Linked DNA regions of Homo sapiens: region 2 is linked to region 1. The links are chromatin loops, found by intact Hi-C in ENCODE. Cell type or tissue: gastrocnemius medialis. All regions are shown on one strand.

Region 1 (8,000 bases):
GGGTCTACCATGAAGTGTTGGCCAGGGCCGTGAGGACTCAACTGGGGTGAATCTACTTCCCAGCTCATTCCCACAGCTGACCTCGGGGCCCTTGGACTGGCAGTTCCTTGCCTCATGGGTCTCTTCCCAGGGCTGTTCACAACATATGAGTTGTTGTTCCCTAGAGGAACTTCCCCTAGAGGGAAGGCTCAGAGAAAGGAGGCGGGGAAGGCAGGCAAGACAGAAACCAAAGTTTCTTTGGAACCTTATCTGGAAAGTGCCATACTATCACATTTGCTATTTTCCACTTGTTAAAAACATGTCACTGGTTCCAGCCCACACTCGAGGAATGTGACTCTACAGAGGTGTGTATATTAGGAGTCTGGGGTCCTTGAGGGTCATCACAGAGGCTGCCTACCACATATACTAATTTCATTAAGGTCTTTTTAATTATTTCTTTGTGCAATGAGGGTTCAAACTCCCTGGCCTTGAGTAGCAAAGGAAGATGTCACAGCCACAGTAAAAGCATTAGGACGTGTCTTTATGAGTACTCAAGAGGAAAGAAAAAGAGAAGAAATAAAGTATGCATGTTGCAAGGTGGAAGGGATGGGGAAGAGAAAAAGAGAGACAAACGAAGAATTATGGAGGCATTTTTCTAGAATTATATGTCTTCCTTTGGAAGAAAGGAAGCAGACTGAAAGCTTCCTGAAAGAGATATGGCCAGTGGACTCCTAAAAGTCCTCTTGTTCCTGCTCATTCCTCAGTTCTCTGGGTTAGAAAGTGTCTCACGTTCTCCACTCATTCATACATGTTTGACTATTATTGATCTATTATTACCAAAGTAATTGGCTGAAATTTTATAATTTTGGCTGTCCACTTGCCAAAAAAAAGGAAAAAAAAAAAAAGATGAACAATCAGCCCCATACCAAGTACTAAAGGGGATACAATTGTATAATATATCTCCTGCCTTTGAAGATCTTATATTCCAATTAAGGAAATAAGACAAACATATGGAAACAGTTATGTTAAAATTAAAGATTTAAATAACAGTTTAAGGTAAGAGTAGAATGTTGTAAGGCAGCATGTGATTAATTACCAGACAAATTATATAGAATTCGTTACTATTGGAATCCAAGGGAGAGACTGATCATTGTGAGCAAGGTGATTGGGGAACATATTGTGAAGAAAATGATAAGGATCTGGAAAGGGAGAGTAAAGTAAGGGCATTCCAGGTGGATGGGATGGCATGAGTAAAAATAAGAAGGGAGGACAGGTGTTTTGGGGGAACAATGAGTTAACCAGTTTGGAGAGTGGGTTTTTGGAGGCGAGTAGTCTGAAATGAGGTAAATGGTAAGTCAGACAGCCATGCAGGAACAGGTTGAGTTTAATTATCTAACCTGTGCTTGGTCCCTGAGGCAGATGGCTCACCAACAAACATGCTTGAATTACCCTCTATTAGAATTTTCAAAAAGGGGTAAGTTCCAGGTTGATTCACTGAACATCTTGGGCTCCCATCCCGTGCCTGTCTTTTAATAGCAATTGGTGGCAAATGGAAACGGTACCTGTGCTTTGTCTCCATAGCAGCAACTCACAAAAGCCTTGATGGCACCCAACTGAAAGAGCCTGAATTGTTGTCACCCCCCACTGAAAGACGAGGAGGCAATACAGGGAAGGAACGTGGCTGTTTCAGGAGGCTGTGGGATTAGGGAGACAGGTATGCTGGGCACCAGGAGATCCCAACCGAAGTAGAGTTGCAAAGAGGATTCAGGGTATCAAATCATAAAGCATTCAAGTTAAGACAGCAGGAAAAGATGACACTGAGCCTGCCTTCTTCACATTCTGAGAACTTGGAACCATGGAGAAGGGTCATAGAACCTTCAGAGAAGACCTAAAGAAACCCCTAAGTAGATGTGACATCTAATTCAACACCACCCCCTCCAACTTCCTAACTTTTACGTTACTCAATCTCTCTAAATTCCATCTGCTCATCTATCAAATAGCTATAACAGTATTACTCACTATATCCATGACATTGTTTTGGAAATTCAATGAGTCCACACGTGTCAAAGATTTCAAAGTGCCTCCCAAAAAGTTCTCATAACTCTTAGGTACTGCTTTTGTTGCTGCTATTGTCAATCTGTTCTTCCTGGCATCTCCATATCTTTGATAGTCATAAAAGCACATAACCACATAAGGTGGTAAAATCATAGTTTTCTCTTAGATGTAGGTCTCTTTGAAAGGCTTGGAATGACCCAAGGAAGGCTTAACATTAGAATGTCTCTGGGTTTTAGAATGTTTCTCACTCCCTCTTTCCTACTCCCTCTCCTGTCTCTGTCTCTTCCCTCCCTTCAGTAAGCCACATAGTCAATGCCTTCTCTGTGCCAGGCACTTTGCAAAATACTTCTAGCATTTCTAGGCTCTGGATATGCAGATTTGGGCAAGGCCAGTAATTAATTTTTGGCTTCTGAAAGGTAAGTGATCATGTTCAGGTGTGGATTCAGATAAAGTAAGTTAGTAGGGTCTCTCAGTAGAGGAAAAAATGGGAGATTTCATCTTAAGAAGGAAGAGGATGAAAATGTGAACCCAACATGTGCTGTTTGGGAATAGATTCCAGTGGTGTGTCTGGAGCAGCAGGGGGGCATCTGTGGGTGTCCACAGGCAGCTGGCCAGCAGGCAGACAGCACAGGGCTCAGAACCAAGGCCTCCTGGTGCAGGGAAGGTATGCAGACAGCACCTGGGGCCCCATTTCTGTACCTGGCCTGGCTTCCCAATCCCATCAGCTGCTAAATTATGGGGAGGAGAGTACCATGAAGGCAACAGAACTCATCTTCTTTTAATTATTATTCTATGGTAGTATGGTCATGACTTGTATTTAATATCTTCTGGCTGGCAACAATGTACTGAATGCTCTGCAGACCACAGCATTAAGCATGGCTGGCCATTGGCTGTTATGCTATGGGCTGACATCTTAATTCTACAGACATGAGATGCTTGGGGAAGAAAAGGAAGGCTCCTATGGCACCAGGGCAAATAGCAAGATGGTAGCTCCTTGGTCCCAGACTTGGAGTCCTTGACCTCAGCCTCTGTCCAGAGGACCCTTCCCACAGTTGCACAGCAGGACACTGATTTATGATACTTCAAGAGGTGTTTTCAAAATGAGTGGGCACAGAAAAAGTATCTAAAAGAGTTTAAGATATTAATTTATTTCAGATATCCAGGATACTCAGGAAGACTGCAGTGAGAAGGGATCCCACAACAAATTATGACCAAAAATAGCTAAGAATATTGCATTTCCAATTTGCCAGTATGCTAGTGGCGTAGGAGGCTAAAGGCTGGTATGAGCTCAGCCCGGGCTTTTGCCTGCATTGTCGGCATCCCAAATTAGCAACAAGTGTCATCAAATATATGAACTGGGAGGAATTCCAAAGGAACCAAATCATTGCTCTCCAAATAGATGGAGAGAGGATGTAGTGAGGGGTCAGAAGTGGAGAGGACAGGCACAGGAAACGTTTGTGGTGTCATTTCTGTCCCCGGACAGGATGCCGGAAGGAGAGAGGTCAAAGCAACAGGAAGTCTAGCATCACGGTACAAAACGTTATCAAGACTGATGGGATTTTAATTGTTTCATTCTTTGGGGCAAATGCTGTGTGATCACTTAGCCATCGAATCTCTATTGTGTTATGTTTTGTAAAATTTATTTTTAATTTAAAGTCAATATAGGAAAGGTTGAACAAACAAAGGTAGAGGTGGGAGTGCAGTGGGGGAAGAGCTTGTTAAAGTAAACGATCCAAAAACTACAAAAATGCTGGAGGACTTTTGTGCAGGTCTCTCCCAAGCTGCATTTCCCACTGGACATCTGGATTATAATTCAGAGTACCAGTTTCTGGCTTTTGGCCCTACTCAGATCCTCTGAGTTTCCAGTCTTACCTAAGTAATCCTCCCTAGAGGAGTTTATGTGATAAACTCTATCCACTCCCCTGGAGGTGTATGTATCAGAAAGTCCTTTGAGTAGGCCACAGAGAGAGAATATAAACTCCTGCACCTCCTGGGCTGCCTGAAGTTCCCCTCAATCACACAATTCCTGCTGCTTTGGCTGTTGGTTAGCATGACAAAAGCAACTCTTCAACTTAGGCTACTCTCTTCTAAAGGCTAAGGGACAATTGATAGCATCATCCCCTCAAATCTAGGAAGAAACTATGAAATGACATACCTCTTTAGAAAATGATTTGCCCATAGAAGATCTCAGTCTATATCCACGAGAGAGAAAGAGCTTAAGTGTCATTCAGATTTACATCTCTCCAAGTATGAGGGGTTGGGGGTTGGATAGTATAGCTCACAAACATGCCCTTGGAGTAAGGAAAGCTCTCAGCATTTGAAAGTGTTCTCCAGGCTGATGCAGTGTTGTGTTCCAGGTTCCTCTGAGTAGCTCCTAAACTCAATCTGAGTTCTTTGTAGCAACCTGCGTGGTGCCCAGGAGCTGCCCATTTGCCATTGGCCTGACTAGTTGGATTTTAGTTGCTGGACTCTAGTCCAGGGAACCTACTCTGAGCCACCCTCCATCTGAACTTCACTGTATTCATATTCTCCCATGATTTCAGGGCTATACTAAGACTGGGATAAAAACTGCTGAGTGCTGGCATGACACAAGATGGAAAATATGGGCTATCTCACATGGCTAGAATCCCCATACCCTCCCATAGGAAAACAGGTCTAGCCATTCAGCCCCAGAAGTATATCTTGGCCATTTTCTGAGAATAAGAAATATAAGGCTATTTAAACTGTATTTAGAATATCCCCAATCTTCAGATTAGATTGATGACAAAGATTTCAGAAAGAAATATCATTTGTTCATTCACTTATTAATTCAAAAAATACCTATTAGATACCTACCATGGGCAAGGCACTCTGCTGGATGCTGGGAAGATATGAGTTAAGAGGACAGACATTTGTCAGCTCCCATGGATAACACAGAATAAAGCAATAGAGCCATTCTTAATTGTGATATGCGCTGAGAAGATAACCAGCAAGGGACTGAGATGGACGGGATCTTTTAGCTGGGTGCTAAAGGCTTACTTGAAGAGTTGACATTATCCTGAAAAGAAGAGGGGTTTCTTTTTGAGAAAAAAAGGAGAGGAAAGGGAGAGACCATCAGTAGAGAGAGCAAAGAACATGTGCACAGCCTTGAGGTGAGGAAAAGCTTGTGTGCTCCAGGGGTGGAATGAGAGGAGCCCAGTGGGGCTAGAGGATTGTGACCCAGGGAAAGAGGAGTCAAGATTGGAAAGAGTCAAGGGCAAGATCAAGGATGGCCCTAAAAGCCAGAATGGGAAATTGTTTTACTCTGAATGTGGCAGGAAGCTAAAGAGTTGTGATTAGGGCTCATTAAATGAATGAAGGCGAGTGACATGATACAATTAATATTTTTTCATTTGTGCTTCTTCATTGAGAATAGATTGGAGAAGTGAGAAGAGGAGCAGAGAGACCAGCTGGGAGCTGCTGTAGTAACCCAGGTGAGGGAGATGGTGGTCTGGACCAGTGCTTCGCATGGAGGTGGACAGAAGTGATATAACTGATTTAAGTCAACCAGCTGCTTGATCCAAATAATGCCAAATGAGTTTATTGCCATCTCTTCATATTTTACAACCAGATCACTTCTGCATAAAACCACATGGAAGAATAAGAAGGGAAAAACAATCAAGCAATAAACTGTTCATCTGAAAATAGTTAAATTCTCCAACAGTTGATTTTAAAATATTTTCCTAAAATCTATTAAGATTTGTTCAAAGTAATTCTTCTATGGAGGCACATCTCTGGACTGAAACAACCAGCCTTTGCCTTTGGTGTGGTCCTGTTTCAGTCAAAATGGCTAACAGGCTATGAAGAAAATCAAATTCCAAGTTACTCAAATGTGGAGAAAATCTGGAGGTCTGGTATGGGCATCTTTTCAAAATGTTTTAATTACACATTGATTTACAAATGACATTGTCTAGTATGGTAGTTTTAAAAAAATCATCATTTTTAAACATCTGCCAAATTTTAAATGGTAGTTTTTCATGAAAGTACAAAGAAAACTTCATCCACGATCACGAAATTTTCCAACTCATATATCCTGATCAAAACAAAGACTTTCTATGGACAATTGTTGAACCACGCCTGACCTTGGACCCTGTGCTATCTACTCTTCTCAGTGTCATTCTCTATCTAGTTTGGCTTTTCCAAGTTTAATCACTAAGATATTCAGATATTATTACAAAATATTATTACAAGCCCTTTAATTACCTTGATAATATTACTGGCAATATTAAAAACTTTTAGCAGTATCTTTCATGGTGTGTGCTTTGCCTGAAAAGGAAAGATATCTCTGATTAAAGTTTGAAACCATTAATAATATAGAACACCATACAAATGACACTTTTCCAAATTAGAAATTTTAAGATCAAAGATTATTTACGGGCTTATATTTGTATCTAATTTTAACATTTTTATGTAGAGAAGAGGTCTCGCTGTACTGCACAGGCCAATCTCAAACTCCTGACTTCAAGCTATCCTCCTGCCTCAATCTTTTATTTACTTTTAATGCTATTCTTTGTTCACTTTGCTGAGATATCTAGGTCAAAGCCTAAAGGCTATGTATTTTAATTTCAAGGCTGCATGTTTATATCCTCTCATACCACTAACATCCTGGCTAATGTCTTAATGACTAATTTTTTCCAGTTTTACCACGGAATTGTCTTGAAGTTGGTGCATATTTCACAGACTCCAATCTGAAGTGTGGATCACAGCATTTGTTAGAAACTAGTTGACTTTGACTCTTTTTCACTCTGAGATAGAATCTAATTGGACCTGTTATCTTGATTTTTATTGGTCAAAGCTTTCATTTCAGGCCTCCTAATAGGATGCTGACCAGCCAATGGAATGTTTGCCTTTGGTCAGGTGTTCACCCTCTGGTCCAATTAGCCGAGGCCAAAATGTAGTAGGGAATTGTAGCCAAAGAATGGATAAGGAATTTCCTAAGGCAGTCTTGCTCAGCAGGTGCTATGTCAGTTTTTAGAAGAGTTTGTGGTTGTGATAATTGCTCTAAGGGTTGGCCCATACTGCGTATGATCTAAGGATCTAAGAATAATTTATTACCAAAGTAGCAAAAGAACTTCTTGTAAATAACCTCTGACAAATATTTTTTATTGGCGTGTACCCTAAAGATAGCAGTACAGTGAAGCTCCAGTAACTGAAAAGATCCTGGATTGGTATTAAGAAATTAGAGTTAAAGGCTTATGTAACTGTCTTATAGATAATTTTAGGCAAAGCAGTCTTGAAATAAATTCTGCTAATCAGTTAAAGAAACAGTTGAATATTTTTTAATAGCAAGAGCACTAGTCTTAGAATCAGGAACCATGGGTTGGCTCTGAGACTCTCTGTCTCATCTTGGGGAAATCATTTCAGCTTTCTGGCCCCACCCGGTGTTTTCCCGGAGCCCATAAGATGAATGTTGTAATAGGCTACTTCTACTTCTAAAGCATCCTTGATCTGAAATTTGAGAAACAGAACTGAGAATCAAAATGAAATAAAAGCTTGAATAGATGTTAGGAGACCAAAAAAAAAAAAAAAGCCAGAGAGAAATTATTTATAGAGCATTCACTATGATATCCCGTGCGCTTTACACATGTTGACTTCTCATTCCTCAGAGAAAGGCTCTGAGGTTGTATCCAGTTTACAGTAGAAAACAGGTAAGATACCTTGCCCCAGCCATACAAACTGTAAACAGTGGAGTCAACCCAATTTTGTTTAGCGAAAAGAATAATAAAGTGCTTTCCATCATACCAAATTCTTCCTTAAATGCAGGGAGAAACAATGCTTATGGAAAAATAGAGGCAGGTAAAAAAAACAGTAATGTTTTACGAAGAAATAACAGCATTTTCACTAAATGATGTGGAGCTTGGGTTGAGAATGCTGATATATGACTCAGAATTCAAACCTTTTGCACTGATTGTTTTCACTTAGATTTTATGAAAGCTGTAGGTGTGTGA
Region 2 (8,000 bases), 390 kb before region 1:
GGTGGGAGAAAGTTTTGGGGTATATTGTGTGTGTTGGGGGTACATTTCCCCGGCTGCCTTTTTCCACTGCTGCTGGTCCTCTGGTCAGGAAGCCTCCCTGTCCCGCACTGGTTCTGTTATTTGTTCTTGGATAGCATCAACTTGAGGATGAGACTTTATAGGCAACACATTAGCCTCAGTGTCTCCTCCTGGTTGTAGTCATTTCCCGGTTACATGGGTCAGTTTCTCCACCTTACTTGAGTGAATGCCTAGAAAGGCTATTTCAGCCTAGAGAATTTTTAGGGGAATGGAGAAGCTGAGGGTAACTCCTCAGCACCAACACTTGAACCCAATCAATACTTGATAGATTACTCCCAGCACACACAATACACCCAGAAATCTTCTCCCCAATCCACACCCAATTAAGTTTCAGCCAAGGTTAGAATTCAGTGGTTCCCTCTGTGTGTGTCCCCTTAGCTGTTGCTGTTCAGGTGCAAAGGTGTTCATTTCTTTGTCTACCCATGTGTAGTTGCCTGATATCCAACTAAACTGCATCAAAATATGGAACCCCTAGGTAGGCAAAAAAGATAATTAGAATACAGTAGTCCCCCCGCCCCCCTTATCTGTAGTTTCATTTTCTCTAGTTTTAGTTACTGTCCATCAGCTGTGGTCCAAAAATATTAAATGGAAAATTCCAGAAATAACTCCTAAGTTCTAAATTGCTCGCCATTTGATGAAATCTGCACTGTCCTTTGCCATCTCATCCGGGACATGAATCCTTACTTTGTCCAGCAGATTCACACTCCAGACACTCCCTGCCTATAAGTCACCTCTAGGTTTTCAGATTGACTGTTACTATGGCAGTGCTCAGGTTCTAGTCACCCTTTTTTGACTTAACTATGGCCCCAAAGCACAAAAGTAGTGAATCTGGCAATTCAGATATGCCAAAAGAAAGCCATGAAGTGCATCCTATAAGTTACAAGGGCAAAGTTCCCCACTTAAGAAAAGGCCAGGCCTGGTGGCTCATGCCTGTAATCCCAGCACTTTGGGAGGCCAAGGCGGGCGGATCACCTGAGGTCAAGAGATCGAGACCAGCCTGGCCAACATGGTGAAACCCCATCTCTACTAAAAATACAAAAATTAGCCAGACGTGGTGGTGGACGCCTGTAATCCCAGCTACTTGGGAGGCTGAGGCAGGAGAATTGCTTGAGTCTGAGAGGCGGAGGTTGCAGTGAGCCAAGATTGTGCCACTGCACTCCAGCCTCAGTGACAGAGCAAGCCTCCATCTCAAAAAAAAAAAAAGAAAAAAAAAAGAAAGATCATATGCTGAGGTTGCAGTATATTATAATTGTTCTATGTTACTCTTAGTTATTGTTGTCAGTCTCTCACTGTGCCTGATTTATGAACTAACTTTATCATAGGTATATATGCATAGGAAAAATCATAGCGTATATAGAATTTTGTGCTATCTGAGGTTTCAGGCATCTGCTGGAGATCTTAAAACCTATCCCTCTCTTAGAGTGAGTACTGTGATTATGTTTAAATAAATGAATGCATGCTTGCTTGTGGAAATATTTTTGTGTGTGGGGTATGTATATGTGTGTGTGTGTGTGTTGCATGTGGACATTTTAATGTGTGTGTATTATCCTAGCTGATGGTTTTCCTTTGGACATTTGGGTTCATTTTGTAGAAAGAAAATGCAGTTTTAGAATCAGGAAGCTGATTGGATGATTCCATCTGAATATATGTGTGTGTATAAATAAAATATATTATCAAAAGCCTGACTTGACTTGGGAACTGGGAAGTAGCAGCCTCAGGTCCTCCTAGGTTTATTGGAGTTACACTTATTAGTAAGTAGCCTAATCCTCTCTGCAAAGAGAGGAAGTACAGTTTTATGATAGAATCACGTGGGATGAGGATCATTGAACCAGAGAGAAACTGCTGCTGTTTGATTTCCACTGCAGGTCATCAGTATTTCTTGATCTAGAACAATGATAAAAAGTGTTCTGGTCTTTAAGCAAAACTCAGATTTAGGCTTTATCCTTAGAATCTGATCTTTAAAACTGGAAGCACAAGCTTTCCAGCTTTGAATTCACTCCATTTCAGAGATGAAGAAACCATTTCTCAAAGAGGTGTCTCTGTTGAGGTTTCACAGTGAACAAGTCAGGTCAGCTGAATCCAGGTCTAGTGTTATTTCCTGCAAATACATTTTATTTTTCATTTTTGCAGTAATCTTTAGATTAAACCCACTCCTATACTGTTGGATTAGTTAGGCACATGGACTGGGTGTATGTTTCCCAGATTTGAAGGTTGGTTCTCCATGTCATAGTTATTTGTTCTGGTTGCTTTTTTTTTTTTTTTTTTTTGAGACGGAGTCTCGCTCTGTGGCCCAGGCTGGAGTGCAGTGGCGGGATCTCGGCTCACTGCAAGCTCCGCCTCCCGGGTTCACGCCATTCTCCTGCCTCAGCCCCCCAAGTAGCTGGGACTACAGGCGCCCGCCACTACGCCCGGCTAATTTTTTGTATTTTTAGTAGAGACGGGGTTTCACCGTTTTAGCCGGGATGGTCTCGATCTCCTGACCTCGTGATCCGCCCGCCTCGGCCTTCCAAAGTGCTGGGATTACAGGCGTGAGCCACCGCGCCCGGCCCGGTTGCTATTTTTTCTCAGTTTTCTTATCTGTACAGTGGCGGTAGTTATTTCATAGAATCATACTGAGGACTAAATAAGTTATTTCTTGTAAATTACTTACATGAGTACCCAGCATAAGTGTTAGCTATAATAATTATTATGTTATTAATGATTATGTCATTATTATGTATTGTTGATAGTAATATAATAATATATTGCTTTTTAGACACTTTAGTTAGCTATCCAGCATATGACAATAAAAAGGTGGCTCTATTGAAGAGAAGGATTCCATAATTTTCTTGTGAAATTAGCGCCATAAATCATTGAACATCTTGCTTCAGTTTTGTGTGAATTATTTGGATTGACTAAGTACTCTTGGTACTGGGCTGAGTTACCATCTGCTGTGTTTTGCTTCCATAGGTCAGGCTTATTCTCCTAGGGAATGGTGAGGTGGAAAAAAATGCCAATAACCTAACCCCAAAATGTATCCTAACTGTCTTGTTCACATTTATAGGACAGTTTTATTGCTGTAGGTAAGACGGATAACTGGGCACTATTCCAGCATCTTGGCAGTTTTCCTTTTTTCAAGGTACTAATATTAGGATTAGCATGTTGTTTTAAAGCCATTGCCTTTCTGCACCTTATAATTGCTTGTTCTTGGGGGAGGCTTGGAACATTTGAATTACGGTTTTTCTGCCAAATATGGGAGAGGTTGTCTGTTTTGTTTTAATACTTCGATTGGTTTTTAAAGTTGGTACTACAGTCCATTTTGCCAACAGACAACACAAATTAGAGGCAGTGTGGGCACACTGTGTATGGGGCAGATGCAGAGAGGGGCAGCGAATATGCATGAGCGAGAATGTTATAGCTCTGTCAGTTTTTGTATGTGTGCCTCAGTTTATTTTTGGTATTGATACCAATGTTCGGCAATACAGTGATTTGCCTCCTCTATTTTGTTTCTAAATCAAAGCCTTGGCAGATTAAAATGACTAGGAAAAGATTAAATTGTTAATGGTATAATCATATTTTTCTCTAAAGCATTGAAGAATTACAGTGTCTATACTTATTAGCATGTGATAACTTTAGTGATTGAAATGTTTAGCTAGTTTTACTCAAATATTAGTAGGATTTCTAATTTTCATAGGAGAGCCTAGTGCCACAAAAGTTACTGGTAACTAGCACTCTTCAGTTTTCATCTTCATGTAACTGTTGTGAGCATTCAAGGAAGGAGCTGGGAAATGGTTTAGTCTTCATAGATGCTCAACAGATGTGAGTTCTCTTTTCTCCCATGTATACGTTTCTTATCTTTTTGTAGAGTTCATGGGAGCAGCATTTATGGATTCAGACTTATATTGTTGACAATGTCCTTGCTACCTGATAGATGATCAGTAAGTGTTGCAGAACGAATACATATGAGAGCAGCAGAGATAGGAGTACATTAGGGCAATTAGAATAGATTCCTTTTTTTGTTTGTTTTTTGAGACAGAGTCTGTTGCCCAGGCTGGAGTGAGGTGGATCGGTCTCACTGCAACTTCTGCCTCCTGGGTTCAAGCGATTCTTGTGCCTCAGCCTCCTCAGTAGCGGGACTACAGGCATGTGCCACCACACCTGGCTAATTTTTATATTTTTAGTAGAGATGGAGTTTCATCACGTTGGCCAGGCTGGTCTCGAATTCCTGGCCTCAAGTGATCCGTCCACCTCGGCCTCCCAAAGTGCTGGGATTACAGGTATGAGCCACAGTGCCCGGCCATTAGAATAGATTTCAAAGAAAAGTTGACTGTGCCAATCTCTGCTCCCTCCTGTATGTTGTTAAGTCTACAGGGCCATATTGCCTAAAGAAACGGAGTTCCCCAAGAATGTGTTAGGAATAACAAAAATTCTGTACTTTGACCTGAAAATTGCGGTTCTTGAGCTGGTTATTTTTCTAGGTATTGTTGGAAGTTATGAGTCAGAGTTAGGTACTTATTCGTGGATAACACAAGGACTTCTGTCAGAGATCTGGATGCTGTCAGTAGAATCTCTGTTTACCCTCTTGGGCTCAGTTTATTCATCTATTCTATGAGGAGGAGTATGCCTGTTTGGCCTTCCTCTTAGGTTGCTTTTGAGAATGAATGAAATAATATGTGAAAATTCTGTTCATAAGTGTAGAAGATGGCTAGTGATGATGATGATGATGATGATGAAATTGATGATGCCCAAAATATGGAGAATCTAGACTGAATTTATGGCTTTCTAACTTCGAATTTTCGGCTTTCTAACTTCGAATTTTCAGGAATGCATGATGATAGAATGTTTTTATTTCTGATATCCACTGCATTGTTTCTATAGACCTTCAAAGTTTGACACAAATAACTAAATTATTTTGTTTTGTTGGTGAGGATCACTTTTATTTTAGCGGTGTATCCTGTTAAAATAACCTTGCATGAGGATTCTCAAAGTTATACTAATGTTGCACTAGTAACTAAGGCAGTTCCAAAAAGAGACATTTAGAATGAATAAGGATAAATCAAAAGTAATTCATATCCATTGGTAAGGAGGTGGCACATACCAAGTGTCAACTGTAGATATTTTAGAAATTGAAGTGTTACCATGGAATCAAAGTATTCCACTGTAAGGTTGAATATCTCAGGATACCTACTTTAAGTCGTCGATTAAGATGAAGTTAATATTCATTTTACATATCCTGCTTGAAACCTCTTATGCTGTGAAATTTTCCTGTCTATTAAGAATAGTTTTAGAAAAATGAATTAGCTAATTCCTTAACTTGTATGTAACTTGAATATAAGTTCCTTTCCTTAACTTGTGTGAAAATCAGTTCTCCTTTGTGAAGAGCATGAGAGATACCTCAATAAAATAGTAATTTTATATTGACATCGGTTGCAGTTTCAAAGTCAGAGTTTTACACTTATGTGCCCCTATATTGTCTAGCTTTGTAATCCCCACTTTAAAAGGCATCCCAAAATAGCAACAGAAGAATAAATTGTGACTTGGGTGTATTAGATTTGTATGATCTTGTTTATTGAGCTGCTTTGTTATGTAGTTACCAAGGATGATGTAAGCTTCTCATCCAAGTTTTCCTTTACTATGCTGCATTGTCCTTTAAATGTCATGAGAATACAAATATTTTCAAGGTAGCAGTGAGGAACAATCTAGATGAGATGACCAAAAGGACCTCTCATATGAAACTGCAGTGAGCAAAGGTTTATTGGTCTTTGGATCTCTAAATAGAGTGACTTTAGATATCTAAATTTAGTGAAAACCAGAATTCAGTGACTTTAGATTTCAGACCATAAGGGGTTGTAACACCTACTCCTTTTCTCTGTAATGAAGAAAAATGACCACAACAATGTGGTGGATATCAGAAATAGAAACTTTTCATCGTCATGCATTCCTGGAAATTCCAGGTTAGAAAGGCATAAAAGAGAGAGAAAACCTGTCATAGTTAGTATATCTACCTTGGTTAGTGTTTTTCACTTAGGGGATTGCAAATTCATATGAGAATTGCTGAGAGAAACAATTAATTTAGAACAAATATTCTCCTTCCATTGTTACAGCCTGTAAAATGTTACTTCTGAGTTGCTACTTATCTATCACCATTTCTCTTTCTCCACTTCATTGTTAGTGTTTGTATGATTAGGGTGGGCGGGGGTCTTCTGGATGGGGTTGCTCACACTCCACAAAGCCTTTTCCCTCTTCTGTTGAAAGAAGACACAGCTGAAATCAGTCTCTTTGCCTTTTCATGATATGGGGATGCGGTGGAATCAAAGCAGGCAGGATGAAAGCCCAAAAGCTTCCTGTTTCCAGCTGTTTTCTTCAGCGAAGGTTTTTTTTTTTTCTCCCAAAGATGATGCTTCCTTTCAAGGGGTTTTTAATCTGCTAACTGTTTCCTCAGTTTATTTCACTACAGTAAAATGTGTTCCCTTTAGGTCATATCTGTCTCTTTTAAAACCCAACCTGTCCTTTTCAGCCGTGTTAGTTGCTACTCAAAAGAACAAACGTGATTTATAAAAGTCCTTTTAATGAGGTACAAAGACCAATAAACCTTTGCCACTAGAGTTTCATCTTTTCAGTTGCTTTATTTTCATTTATGAAAAATTTGAGATGTCAAAAAGCCATTGAGAACACTATTGATTTGACCATTTAATATTTGTAAACAAAGCCGTTAAAAATAAAATATATTGTTATGGCCTTAAGGTTGGTTGTGGTTTTTTTTTCCCTTCCGAATGCAGTATAATCATATGTAATTTGTTTAATGTAAATTCTTTAAAATTAAGGCACTGGAAACTGCATAAATGCTAAAATGAATACTAAGAGTGGCTTGATTTATTAAGTGATAATGTGCATGAAAATATGGCTTTTTTGCACTGATGTTTATTGCTTCACTTTTTGCATTGATGTTGTTTTGGAATTTACATTTCTAAATTCTGCATCCTCTAGGGATAAATGAAATATAAAAATGAATTCTTTTAATCACTCATTAAACATTAACTAGACCTTTCACCCATTTCCTAGATCTTCCAGGGTTCTCAGTAATAATCATCATCATTATACATTGATTTATAAAGGAATATCAGAGTGAGTCAGAATTTTTCTGTTTCTTTATCACTTGTCTTTCCCCAAATATCCATACTGACCTAAACGTAGGAGAATTTATCAGCAAGAAGGTTCACATTGCTGCCCTGTTATTTGAGCTCATTCTTTGTGATATAATGAAGCCAGTGGCATATGGGGGAGAACCACCTCATTTCATTTTCACTTTAATGCTAACTCTAACATATGCTTTTGAATTGAAGTGGGGTCCCAAATGCCAATATATGTTAAAAGAATTAAACACTTTGAAAAAAGAGAAAGTTTTCCCTTATTTACTCCTGTTGCCCACTCTCTTGAGGGTGAGAGGCTGATAGCGCTTAAAAACATGAGCATGCCTATTTTATCTGTACTGTTTAATAGAGAGCTATGAAAAAAATGGCAATTAACATATTCAGACAGAAAATCATCCTGGCTGAATGACTCATTAAATAGTCGTATAAACAGGATGTGCCGAAATGAACTGGTTCAGAATTTAGTTCCATTGGTCTTTTCAGCACACACTGCTCATTATCAGCACTTTAAGAAGCAGACTTGTGGGTGCTTAGAGGACACTTAAATTTCTTTTCTCTTTATTTTTTTCTTAAATACTTCTCCCCTCCTCCACTCCTTTCCCCTGCTATTCCTAATTCTTTGCAGGCTAAGATTACTCGTCTAAACATGAAACATTCTGTTGGCAATCGAGTTAGGGGTAAGAGCTTCTGACTTTCATCCAGGTCGGTGGTCCTAACCCCAGATGACAATCAAAATGTATTTGAAGATTTTTTTTTTTGGAGACAAAGTCTCCCTCTGTCGCCCAGGCTGGA

Evidence for each region. A loop is a pair of places that touch in the nucleus more often than their neighbours do. Peaks named below come from ENCODE experiments on the same cell type or tissue, not always from the same donor. Only the 100,000 strongest peaks of a DNase experiment are listed, where the experiment ranks them.
Region 2: it touches region 1 in a loop (5-fold over the local background); 2 of 110 quality-filtered maps call a loop at or near these places.

The regions. Positions count from the first base shown.
Region 1 is chr18:55,106,082-55,114,081 of GRCh38, reverse strand. It overlaps LINC01929 (long intergenic non-protein coding RNA 1929), which reads left to right. Exons shown (of 3, transcript NR_110743.1): 3 at 5,429-8,000. Among named protein-coding and RNA genes, the nearest start is that of LINC01929, 14 kb to the left of the region's middle. In gastrocnemius medialis, no CTCF peak of the experiment used is centred here; a DNase peak (open chromatin) is centred at 3,495; H3K27ac peaks cover 2,878 bases.
Region 2 is chr18:55,500,149-55,508,148 of GRCh38, reverse strand. The region is part of intron 3 of TCF4 (transcription factor 4); the gene reads left to right. Among named protein-coding and RNA genes, the nearest start is that of MIR4529, 25 kb to the right of the region's middle. In gastrocnemius medialis, no CTCF peak of the experiment used is centred here; no DNase peak of the experiment used is centred here; H3K27ac peaks cover 4,502 bases.